Regions from separate parts of the Homo sapiens genome. Here region 2 is linked to region 1. Evidence: chromatin contacts called from ENCODE Hi-C or POLR2A ChIA-PET data. All regions are on one chromosome and are shown on one strand. The core of a region is the stretch at or near the end of the contact, and the rest is flanking DNA. Distances in the headings are between cores, read along the strand shown. Region 1 has its middle 220 kb from the start of ACVR2A. Region 2 has its middle 340 kb from the start of LINC01911.

Region 1 (5,677 bases), core at 507-3,006:
ATTCTGCAGTTTGTATTTTTGATGTGTGTTGTTAACTAATTAAACGCATGCAGCCTTCCTGTGAAGTGAGTCAGTGTTCCTCATTTCACATATGAGGAAACAAGGGCAGAAAGGATAAATGACTTGCCATTTTGCCAGCCAGAAGCATCACCCAGACATATTGCTAGCATTTCCAGTGAGGTTTCAAAGAATGACTTTATATTTCAAATTTAGTTTGGGTTCATGCAAGGCCGCTGAGGTGAAATTTTCAGGTCTCTAAAGCCACTCACTTGGTCCTGCCTGAGAGGTAGATAATGGTCAGTGAGGGTCTACTTGGAAGGTGTGGGGGTTTTAAGTGCTTTTCATGGTGACTTAAATGAGCACTTGTCTTGCTTTCTTACTGTAAACTTTCCACCCCGAGTGCCATTTATGTACTACACAGAACAAAGAGCAAGCTTGCTGGAAAACTAATTAATTCAATAATTGGTGGCAAAGAAACTTGAAAGCTGGCCAGACCAGCAACCTGGTGTGATTTGTAGCAACAGAATAGAAAAATACCTGAGGAATGAGTTCCATGTTTATTTTTTGGGTACTATAATCATTGACAATAAGAGAAGGGGCCATTGAGAACAAACATTATGAATTCAATTTTTCTCATGTGTGGTGGGAGCTTTCTGTGTGGAGTGACCCCCGCATAAGACAGAGCACTCGGAAGTGTGTTGCTAGTAGAGTAGGAAGTAAGCAGAGTGTTATGGGAGAGAAAGACTGCATCAATCCGCAGATATTAGTGAAGAGGGTGTGATTTCTTAAGCAAACGGTGCAGAGAGAGCGCAGAAACCAGAGTCTGCAGATGGTGTGATAGTTAATTTTATGGGTCAACTTTACTGGACCATGGGGTGCCCTGATATTTGGTCAAACATTATTTCTGGGTGTATCTGTTGGGGTGCTTTGGATGAGATCCACATTTGAATCCATAGATTGAGCAAAGCAGATTTTCCTCCCTTATATGGGTGGGCCTCATCCAATCACATGAAGGCCCGAATAGAACAAAAAGGCTAAACCTCCCTTGAGTAAGGGGGGATGCCTCCCACCTCACTGCCTGAGCTGGAACATTGGTCTTTTCCCGCCTTCAGACTCAAACATTGGTTCTTCTTGGTTCTTCAGCTTGCAAGCTTTCTGACTGGAACTTATGCCATTGGCTACCCTGGTTCTCTAGTTTGCTGATTGCCAACTGCAAATCTTGGGGCATTTTAGCCTCTATAATCATATAAGTCAATTCGTTTTAAATCTCTCTCTCTCTTTTTCTATATGTATACACATATATATTCTATTTTATACACACATACATATGCATATATATAGTCTATTGGTTCTGTTTCTCTGGAGAACTCTCATTAATACAGTTGAAAATGGGGTTTTAGGACACATCCAAGATTTTGAAGGATAAGATTTTACCTGTGGGTGGTGGTTGTCAGTGGCAGGAAAAGAGGGCAATGAAAATCCAGTATTAGGTGAGAGAGACATACCAGGAAGATGGGAAAATGTAGACTTGTGGGCAGTGAAAGATTCCAGCTGTGTGCTCCATTCCACAGTCTGTAAGTGTAGAGATTATCACTACTGCATTTTGCCAATGGGAAAGGGAACTAATTAATTAGAGGAAAGGAGGATCTTACAGTATTGGGAAATTTTAAATTTCAATGGAGAAGTTGTCAGAATGTTTCAGAATGAGTCAGAAGGAGCTAAATATTTAGGGGTGCATGGTTTGTGAGCATATGATTCATAGGGGGAATTTTACGTGCTAAAAATATCATTGAGTAAGTGGGTTTTTCTGGTGGTTTTTTTTGGAGTTCAAATTTCCCTTATTAGCAACAAAGCTCTAATATGAAGTGATTATATACTTAGAAAACTATCTTTTAAAGATGAAACTCAAATAATTTTGTAGATGAATTTTAATATGGTAATTTCTTATAATGACCTTTCTTAAATGTACCTTGAGAACAAATATCAGCAGGTGTTGAATGGCTGGATGAAGAGCCTTGTGTCAAGTTCTGAGTAGAGGTTCAGAAAGGAATAAGCAAAGATAGAATCTTTATAATCAAAAGTCCAACTTTCAAGATGTATCAAAATACCTAAAGATTTCTATACCAATTATTCCTCTAAACTCTTTCTAGGGATCGAGCTTACAGTAATAATCCAGAATATGGAAAAAGTCACTGTACAAAGACATTAAGATATTATTAATAAATGTAAAATATAAAAAATTTTGAAAAATAAGAAGCAAGCATTATTCCCATGTCTTGAATAATGTTGAAATAAATTATAGCACACCCACTTAACAGAGTATGCTATTTATATACTATTATGCACCAATAAAATGTTGGCTATGAAGACTATATAATAAATATGGGAAAAGTGTATATATTTGTGTTAAATGGAAAGATTAAGATAATAGCATTTAATAATAAACTAACATTTATTTAGTACCTATTAGCTAATATCTCAATTTTACATTCTTTACATGTTTTAACTCATTTAATTATCACAATCGTACATGGTACGTATTATTATTACTCCCATTTTGCAAATGAAGGAACTGAGACAGAGGTTAAGTAATTTTCCAAGGTTACACAGCTGGAAGTAGAGCCCAGGATTGGAATGCAGGCCATCTGGCCCAGAGATGGGATATAAAATTATGTTTATTGTATGATTAAAACTATCTATTAGGATAAGGTGGAGAGAGAATGTATTGACTTTAAAAGGTGAAAACACTTTTTATATACAACCATATTTCTACAAAGCTGTTATCTTCTATGATGCTCTACTTACCCAGCCACTGAAATAAACATGATCTTGTCAGTCCTGAAAGTACTGAATGGATTGTGTGACTCCTTGGAGGAACATGGGCAGTTGTTTTCTTGGCATTTTAAGAGTGATCTGCAGTGGTCTTAAGTATAATTTACCATTTGTCTTCTCCCTTGTGAATCTGGTTGCACACAATTGGAAACCAGAGGAGGTGCCTGATATTGGCATGGATACACCCAAATAAAACTTTGCAAGTTGATACTACCCTTTGAGGACATTGTGGAGCCTACACTTCAGACTCACACAAGACCATTTTATAAGAATATTATATGACATTTAGTTGTTATTTACAGTTCAGAAGTCATTTTCATCATCATCTTACAAAAAGATTGCCTTTATTTTGCAGATGAAGAATTAAGGTTCTTCTAGGCAAACCTTGAACGCAGCAAAACAATGAAAAAAAGCAAGAAGAAAAAAAGAATTAAGGTTCAAAGATCACTTAAATTGCAAAGCTCAAATTCAAACTCTACTATTCTGTTCTTTTAAACAAAGATGTGATCATACTATTTATATATCTCTCTCTCTTCTTCCCTGCAGTTTGCTTTTCTCAATACTATATCATGGACATCTCTTGAAGTTAATATGTAAATCTGACTTCTTTTTTTTTTTTTTTTTTTTGAGATAGAGTCTCACTCTATTGCCCAGGTTGGAGTGCCGTGGTGTGATCTTGGCTCACTGCAACCTTCACTTCCCTGGTTCAAGTGATTCTTTTGCCTCAGCCTCCCAAGTAGCTGGGATTACAGGCACGCCACCATGCCTGGCTAATTTTTGTATTTTTAGTAGAGATGGGGTTTTGCCATGTTGGCCAGGCTGGTCTCAAATTCCTGACTTCAGGTGATCTGCCTGTCTCAGCCTCCCAAAGTGCTGGGATTACAGGTGTGAGCCACTGAGCCTGGCCAGACTCTTTCTTTTGATAGTTGCATGATAAGCTGCACCATATGGATCCATTGCTATCTATTCAAACTTTCCACCCTTTGTAGACAGGTAGGTTGTTTCAAGTTTTTGCCATTACAAACACAACTGCAATAAACTTCCTTATTATATATGTATTTATGTACTGATACTTCAATTTTTACAGGATTGATTCCCAGAAGTAAAATTGCTGAGTCAAATTTTAATATGACTTTTAAAATTTTATAAAACTTTAAAATGCTTTTAAAATTTTAATATATATGTGAGCTTCCTTTCTAAAAGGCTGGATCAAAGGCATTTCCGCTGATGAGGTATGAAAGTGCTTGTTTGTCTGCATCCTCACCAGCACTGGAGGTTGTCACTTGTAAATTTATTCTAGTCTCCTATAGAATGATCCCTAGTATTCTGACTTTATTTCTAGACCTCTGTCTTTTCAATCAAGATATGATAAACAACAAACATTTTGGGCCCCCAAATTAAAAAAATAGTTCTCTTTAGGAGATTTTTCATAATCTATTAGGCTTGAACTCTCTTAAGAGTCTGCTTTTGGCCTCAGCCACTGCTTTGTATACACACAACATATCAATAAATAATAACCATTATGGTTGAACATTAAATTTGACAGTGTAGTAAGTTATGAACAAATCTCCTCATTAGCAGCACTATTATTTTGGTGTTTGCAGCAATCTAGTATTCACAGCTAAGTTGAGACAAGAGCCATTATGTATATAAGACATTTTTAGCTCATTTACTCTGAACCTGCTTTGCATACAAGAGCAGTGGGCCCTCATGACATGGTATAATGTCAGAATAGGATGCAAACTGAAGTGAAGAGGAATAGGACCTCTTTGACATGGGAGCGTATTAGTATGTACTTGGATGCTCATAACTTTAGAACCGAGTTAACAATTGTTTCGGACTAGATTCAGATTTTAATTTCCATCTGAGTGACCCACATATTTTTTTGTTGTTGAAATGGAAGGGCTACTGTTCTAATACATTTATGTATGTATTCTTGCCTTTGCCAATTAGTCAAGAGTTGGATTTGTGGCACTGTATTACTGTGCTTAATTCCTTTAAAAAATTCTTATCAATATTTTACAAGCTCAGGTTGGGAAGTTAATTCATTTGAGAAGTGGTTTGTGCATTTTATTTATTTATTTATTTATTTAGCTTGTGTAGCATCCATTTCCCTTTTTGTTCTGGTAATGACACCTTGATTTTACTTTTGGGAACCGGCCCTCAGTAAATGAGGTTTAGACGAGCCTTGCATGCAGCACCTCCCTCCAACCCTGATTCTGCTATATTATATTCCCTTGGCATATGGTTGGTTCAGGGATGGGCATATAACCTAGTCTAAGACAATGGTGCTCAATTCTTGCACATTTATCAGAATTATGGGCAAGAGACTATCCCTTTCTGCAGTAATTGCTAGCTCTGGGTTGAGTTAAGCATGAGCTATAAGGTCACCATAAAGATGGGGTACATCTGGGAATGAAGTCAACCTAGAAATTTGCAGAGCCAAGAGGTGGAGAGAAACCGAGTCCAGATGGTACCATTTGAACCCCTGGTTCAGGTTTCTCTGAACTTTTTATTCTGTGAGCCAATCATTTTTCTCCCTCTCCTTATTATTAACTCCATCCATGTTGAATTGAACATTTTTTACTTGCATCCAGATGATACCTTAAGTTTTAAATTGCTTTGATTTTTCTATTGTATTACTATTTGTATGATATTTTCAAGGGCTTGTTTCACTGAAGGACTCAAAGTTATTTTTAAGACTATTTCTAATACAAAGTATTGATTAGATATAAAACAAACAAATAAACAAACGTAGGAGCTGAAGGATGAACTTCTCTTTGGCAGTTCAACAAATATAAAAGATTACTCTTGGCTGGGCATGGTGGCTCATGCCTGTAATCCC
Region 2 (6,028 bases), core at 215-2,714, 450 kb after region 1:
CTCTGATAGCCTTTCTTCCGCTTGACTGATTCCGGCTATTGATACTTGTGTATGCTTCACGAGGTTCTCTTGCTGTGTTTTTCAGTTCCATCAGGTCATTTATGTTCTTCTCTGAGCTGGTTATTCTAGTTAGTTCCTGTAACCTTTTATCAAGGTTCTTAGCTTCCTTGCCTTGGGTTAGAACGTGGTCCTTTAGCTTGGAGGAGTTTGTTATTACGCACCTTCTGAAGCTACTTCTGTCAATTCATCAAACTCATTCTCCTTCCAGTTTTGTTCCCTTGCTGGCAAGGAGTTGTGATCCTTTGGAGGAGAAGAGGCATTCTGGTTTTGGGAATTTTCAGCCTTTTTGCTCTGTTTTTTCCTCATCTTCATGGATTTCTCTACCTTTGGTCTTTGCTATTGGTGACCTTCGGATGGGGTTTTTGTGTGGTCATCCTTTTTTTTGATATTGATGCTATTGGTTTCTGTTTGTTAGTTTTCCTTCTAACAGTCAGGCCCCTCTTCTGTAGGTCTGCTGGAGTTTGCTGGAGGTCCACTCCAGACCTTGTTTGCCTGGGTATCACTAGCAGAGGCTAAAGAACAGAAAAGATTGCTGCCTGCTCCTTCCTCTGGAAGCTTCATCCCAGAGGGGCACCCACCAGATGCCAGCCAGAGCTCTCCTGCATGAGGTGTCTGTTAACTCAGAGCTGGCAGGCAGAACTGTTTAAGTCTGCAGAAGCTGCCCCCAGAGCTACCCCTTCCCCCAGGTGCTCTGTCCCAGGGAGATGGGAGTTTTATCTATAAGCCCCTGACTGGGGCTGCTGCCTTTCTTTCAAAGATGCCCTGCCCAGAGAGGAGGAATCTAGAGAGGCAGTCTGGCTACAGTGGCTTTGCAACACTGTGGTGGGTTCTGCCTGGTCCAAACTTCCCAGCAGCTTTGTTTACACTGTGAAGGGAAAACTGCCTACTCAAGCCTCAGTAATGGTGAACACCCTTCCCCCGACCAAGCTCAGGCATCCCAGGTTGGCTTCAGACTGCTGAACTGGCAGTGAGAATTTCAATACGGTGGATCTTAACTTGTTGGGCTCCATTGGGGTGGGATCAGCTGAGCAAGACCACTTGGCTCCCTGGCTTCAGCCCTCTTTCCAGGGGAGTGAATGGTTCTGTCTTGCTCGCATTCCAGGCCCCACTGGGGTGCAAAAAAAAAATTTCTGCAACTAGCTCACTGTCTGCTCAAATGGCCACCCTGTTTTGTGCCTGAAACCCAGGGCCCTGGTGGTGTAGGCACCTGAGGGAATTTCCTGGTCTGTGGGTTGCAAAAAAAAGCATAGTATCTGGGCCAGAGTGCACCATTCATCATGGCACAGTTCCTCACGGCTTCCCTTGGCTAGGGGAGGGAGTTCCCCAACCTCTTGCACTTCCTGGGTGAGGCAATGACTCACCCTGCTTCTGCTTGCCCTCTGTGGGCTGCACCCACTGTCTAACCAGTCCCAATGAGATGAACCGGGTACCTAGGTTGGAAATGCAGAAATCACCCGCCTTTTGCATTGGTCTTGCTGGGAGCTGCAGACCAGAGCTCTTCCTGTTTGGCCATCTTGCCTGGGAATCCTTTTTACCTGTTTTAATGCAGTTCTATTGGCTTAGTGCTAGCCTGGACTGCCACAACCTCTTACCTGGTTTCTTGTTTTCTCACAAAGGCAATTTGGTCTACTGACAACAATATACTTATTATTGTTAAGTCAGTGTTTTCAGGGGGAAAGGGGGCCGAGGGCCTCCTATTCTTCTATCTTGTTGACATTGGTTTTCCTAAGTTTTGTGGTTTTAATCTTCCCTAGTCCATTAGCTCTCTCCTCAGTATCATGGTAATCTTAAAAACCAACAGCCTTGCAATCACTATAGTCATGAAAAACAGCAACCTAATAGTCATGGGAAAGGACAGAATGAGTCTGGGCTACCCAAAGTTTTCATTCCCAGATAATTTTCATTATTTGACATGTAGGGGAGTTCCCTGGAAACCACCACTTGCAGAATTTGTCTTTATTTGCATTGCTTCAGGGCTTACTCAATCAGACAGCTTTTCCTCAGGAGCATTTTATCAATAAAATCAATGTCAATTGTTTAACATGTAAGCTGCAGAAGGTGGCAATAATAGTTGGGACAAACAGGAAGCAGATCAAAAAACATAAAAGAAAAGGCTGGGGAATGAGATGCCCATAGGAGGCTTTGAGAAACTAGAACACGTTTCTGAGAACTTAGAAGGAAACATACAGGTGTAGGCTTGTGCACATGTCCAGGAAAGCCCCTATTCTCTTACATCTGGTTGATGTTGAGGCTTTGTATAAATAGGAAGTGAAGACTAAGGAAGATGTATAAACTATCTGCTGGAACACTGAAGTTGCCTCAACACAAACACGAAGAGCTCTTCAGTAAAGATTGGGAGACTTACTGGTTTAAGTCATTTAAGAATCTTTCTATTCAATCACAGCAGATCATTAAGCTATGAAAGAGACTTCAGTGGCCACATACAATAAAGGTTATAGACTTTAAGTAATTAGTTCAATAATGTCATTTAGCAAACAAACATCAGCAACAGCAGCATAAAAAACAATAATTGCAGCAACAACAAACTGTATCAATACAAAAATCCTGGATGACTTGGCTGAATTTCCAGAGCTGGTATGTTATTACTGAGATAGCCAAATATAAAGGGGTCCCCGGAGACCCTCCAACCAGCCTGTGCTCTGGGAGGAGTGCAGACTGGGGTGGAGTCTCAGCAAGTTTGCACCATTTGCAGGGTGGAGAAGCCTAGCCCCTCCTGTTTCTCGATGGTAACATGGGATTCAATCTGTGAGATGGGGACCTGGTAACAGGACCCTCTCTCACTTTGCTGACTTTTTTTTTCCTTTCTGCCCAATAAGTTCCATTTTTCTCACCCTTTTATGTGTCTATGAGCCTGGTCATGTGACAAGGAACCCGTTTTTAGCTGAACTAAGGAGAAAGTTCTACAACATTACTATTTATAATGTCCAATTTTCAAAAAAAAAAAAAATCTGAAGCATATAAGGAAGAGGAAAGCATGGCCCATAAACAGAAAAAACAGTCAATAGAAAATTCCCCTGAGGAAGCTTAAACATTGGACTAAGTAGAAAAATAATTTAAAGTAACTATTTAAATATGTTCAAAGAACTAAAGAAAACCATTGCTAAATAGCTAAAGGAAAGTATAAGATAGTGTCTTATCAAATAGAGAATATCATTTAAAAAGTAGAAATTATTTTAAAAACAGCAATTCTGAGTAAAATAGTAATACGATAAGTGAAAGAAAAGTAGAGCCATTGGAAGGGCTCAACAGTGATTAGAACTGGAAAATTTCCAAAATTTGATGAAAAAAACAATCTACACATCCAAGGAGCTCAACAAACTCTAAGTAGGATAATTCAAAGACTCTTCACTAAGACACATTGTAATCAAACTGCCAAAAGACAGAGACAAACAGGGACTCCTGAAAGCAGCAAGAGAGAAGTGGCTTATCGCATACAAGGGACTCTCAATGATGACGGAGAATTTCTCATGAGAAATTGTAAAAACCAGGAGGCAGTAGAATGATATATCTAGGATGCTAAAAGAAAAAAGAGTGGTGGGCAGCAAAACTATCCAGCAAATTTAGAAGTTAAAAAACTATAAAAAAAAATTTGACTAGGCGTGGTAGCTCATGCCTGTAATTAATCCCAGCACTTTGGGAGGCCTAGGCAGGCAGATCATGAGGTCAGGAGATCGAGACCATCCTGGCTAACATGGTGAAACACCATCTCTATTAAAAATATAAAAAATTAGCTGGGTGTGGTGGCACACACCTGTAGTCCCAGCTACTCAGGAGACTGAGGCAGGAAAAATCATTTGAACCCGGGAGGCAGAGGTTGCAGTGAGCCAAGATCATACCACTGCATTCCAGCCTGGGTGACAGAGCGAGACTCTGTCTCAAAAAAAAAAAAAAAAAAAAAATTAACATCTTCCAGATAAACAAAAACTAAAGGAATTACTCCCTTGCAGACCTGACCTATAAGAAATACTAAGGGAAATCTTTTAGGCTAAAATGAAAGGATATAAGGCAGTAGCTCAAATTCACATGAAGAAACAAAGAACACTGGTCAAAGTACATATGGTACATATAAAAGACAATATAAATGTATTTTTGTTTATAATCTTTTTCTCCAACCTAATTTAAAAAAAAAGACTATTACAAAAAGCAATAAAGTTCTGTTGATGAGCTCATAATGAACACAGATTGAATATGTATAATAATAGCACAAAGAAGGAGGGAAATTGAAGCTATATAGTCATAAAGATTTTACATTTGAAATTATATTTTATATATTTTAGTTATATATATGTTATTTGAAATTAAGTTGGTATTAATCTGAACTAGGTTGTTATAAATTAAGATGTTAGTGATAATCCTCAGGGCAACCACTAGGAAAATAACTCAAAAATACAGTAAAAGAAGTGACATAAAAGTTAAACTTGTACACTAGAAAACACCTATTTAGCATAAAAGAAGGCAATAATAGAGAAATGAAATAAAAAAGGTAAAACAGAAAACACAGAAAAATGATAAGTGCCAATCCTAGCTTATTAGCAATTATATTAAATGTAAATGAAATTTAAACAGTGCAATCAGAAGTCAAAGATTAGTAGAAGCAATAAAAACACATTGTCTAACTAAATACTGTCTATAAGAGATACACTTTAAAGATACGAATAGGTTGAATGTAAAAGGATGGAAAAAAGTTATACCATGCAAAGATGTGGAGTGGCTTACCAATATCAGACAAAATAAAATTTATGACAAAAAGTTACTTGAGATAAGAAAGGACATTTAAAAGTGTCAATTCACTTGAAAAAAATAGCAATTACAAACATCTATGCACCTAAGAAGAGAGCCTCAAAATACATGAAGGAAAACCTGACAGAATAGGAGGAAGAAAAAAGATCACTCTACAATAATTGCTGGAGACTTTTATTTTTAAATGTCACTTTCAGTAATGGCAAAAACAACTAGACAGAAAATCAAGTGAAATGATGGTCAATATCATTAGTCATACAAGAGATGCAAATCAAAATCACATTGAGATACCAATGTATACCTACTAGGATGGCTAAAATTAAGAAGACAGATAACCACTAGTATTGGTGAAGATATGGAGTAATTGGAACCTGCATACATTATTGATAGAATTATAAAATGGCGCAATCACATTTTAAAATACTTTGGCAGTCCCTTGAAATGTTAAACTTAGTTCTGGTTATCAGATCAAGAAAATTGAAAACATATGTCCATATAAAACCTTTGCATGAATGTTAATAGCAGCGTTATTCATAACAGCAAAACAATAAAAACAATTCAAATGTTCATCAACTGATAAAAGAATAAACAAAATGTGGTATATCTATACAATGGAATATTACTCAGCCAAAAATTGGATGAATTACTAATATATGGCAAGGATACACCTTGAAAGCATTTTGCTATGTGAAATAAGCTAGGCATAGAAGTCCATATATTGTACAATTCCATGTATATCAAATGTCTGGAATAAGAAAAATAGATAATAGATTAATGGTTGTAATGGGATTGGGGGAAGAGGCATGGAGACTCTTTGTAGCGATGAGATAGTCTAAATCACTTAGTGGCGATGGTTGCACTACTCTGAATATACTAAAAGTGCTTAATTTTACACTCTAAAGGTGTGAATTTTATGGTATGTGATTTACGCCTCAAAAAACCTGTTACTTAGAAAAGTTTTACATGGGACTGAGAATTTCACTGTTAGCTTGTGTACAAGAAAACTTTGGTTGATCAAGCAAGCAAATGATTCTAGTGACTCAGTAAATAGTGGTATTTATTTTCTACTAGGGAAATGGCTATAATTACAATGACTACAATTTGAATAGATTATTTACATAAGTATTACAATAGTTTCTCTCTTTTGCCCCTAGATGTGTTTCACTCTTATTGACTCTTATTGCTTAAGTGGGTAGATTTACATAAA

What was found. Hi-C counts contacts between places; a loop is a spot of excess contacts on that map. ChIA-PET counts read pairs that join two places held with the same protein, here RNA polymerase II (POLR2A). Pooled maps may share reads with other maps.
Region 2: a map of GM12878 shows a loop between it and region 1 (2.1-fold over the local background). The contact joins two enhancer-like sites. A Hi-C loop is called at or near these places in 1 of 168 maps with a recorded cell type or tissue (GM12878), 18 of 37 single-sample maps with no recorded cell type and 11 of 50 pooled maps. POLR2A ChIA-PET finds 5 or more read pairs at or near these places in 1 of 52 experiments (H1).

What each region holds. Positions count from the first base shown.
Region 1 is chr2:147,625,155-147,630,831 of GRCh38, reverse strand. No RefSeq gene overlaps it. Among named protein-coding and RNA genes, the nearest start is that of ACVR2A, 220 kb to the left of the region's middle. Within about 2 kb of position 1,756, at least 2 of the 41 ENCODE cell types and tissues checked have a DNase peak (open chromatin) inside an H3K27ac peak, as active enhancers do; they include GM12878, where a contact is called at or near this core.
Region 2 is chr2:147,177,772-147,183,799 of GRCh38, reverse strand. No RefSeq gene overlaps it. Among named protein-coding and RNA genes, the nearest start is that of LINC01911, 340 kb to the right of the region's middle. RefSeq lists enhancers at 1,960-2,019, 2,050-2,099. Within about 2 kb of position 1,464, at least 2 of the 41 ENCODE cell types and tissues checked have a DNase peak (open chromatin) inside an H3K27ac peak, as active enhancers do; they include GM12878, where a contact is called at or near this core.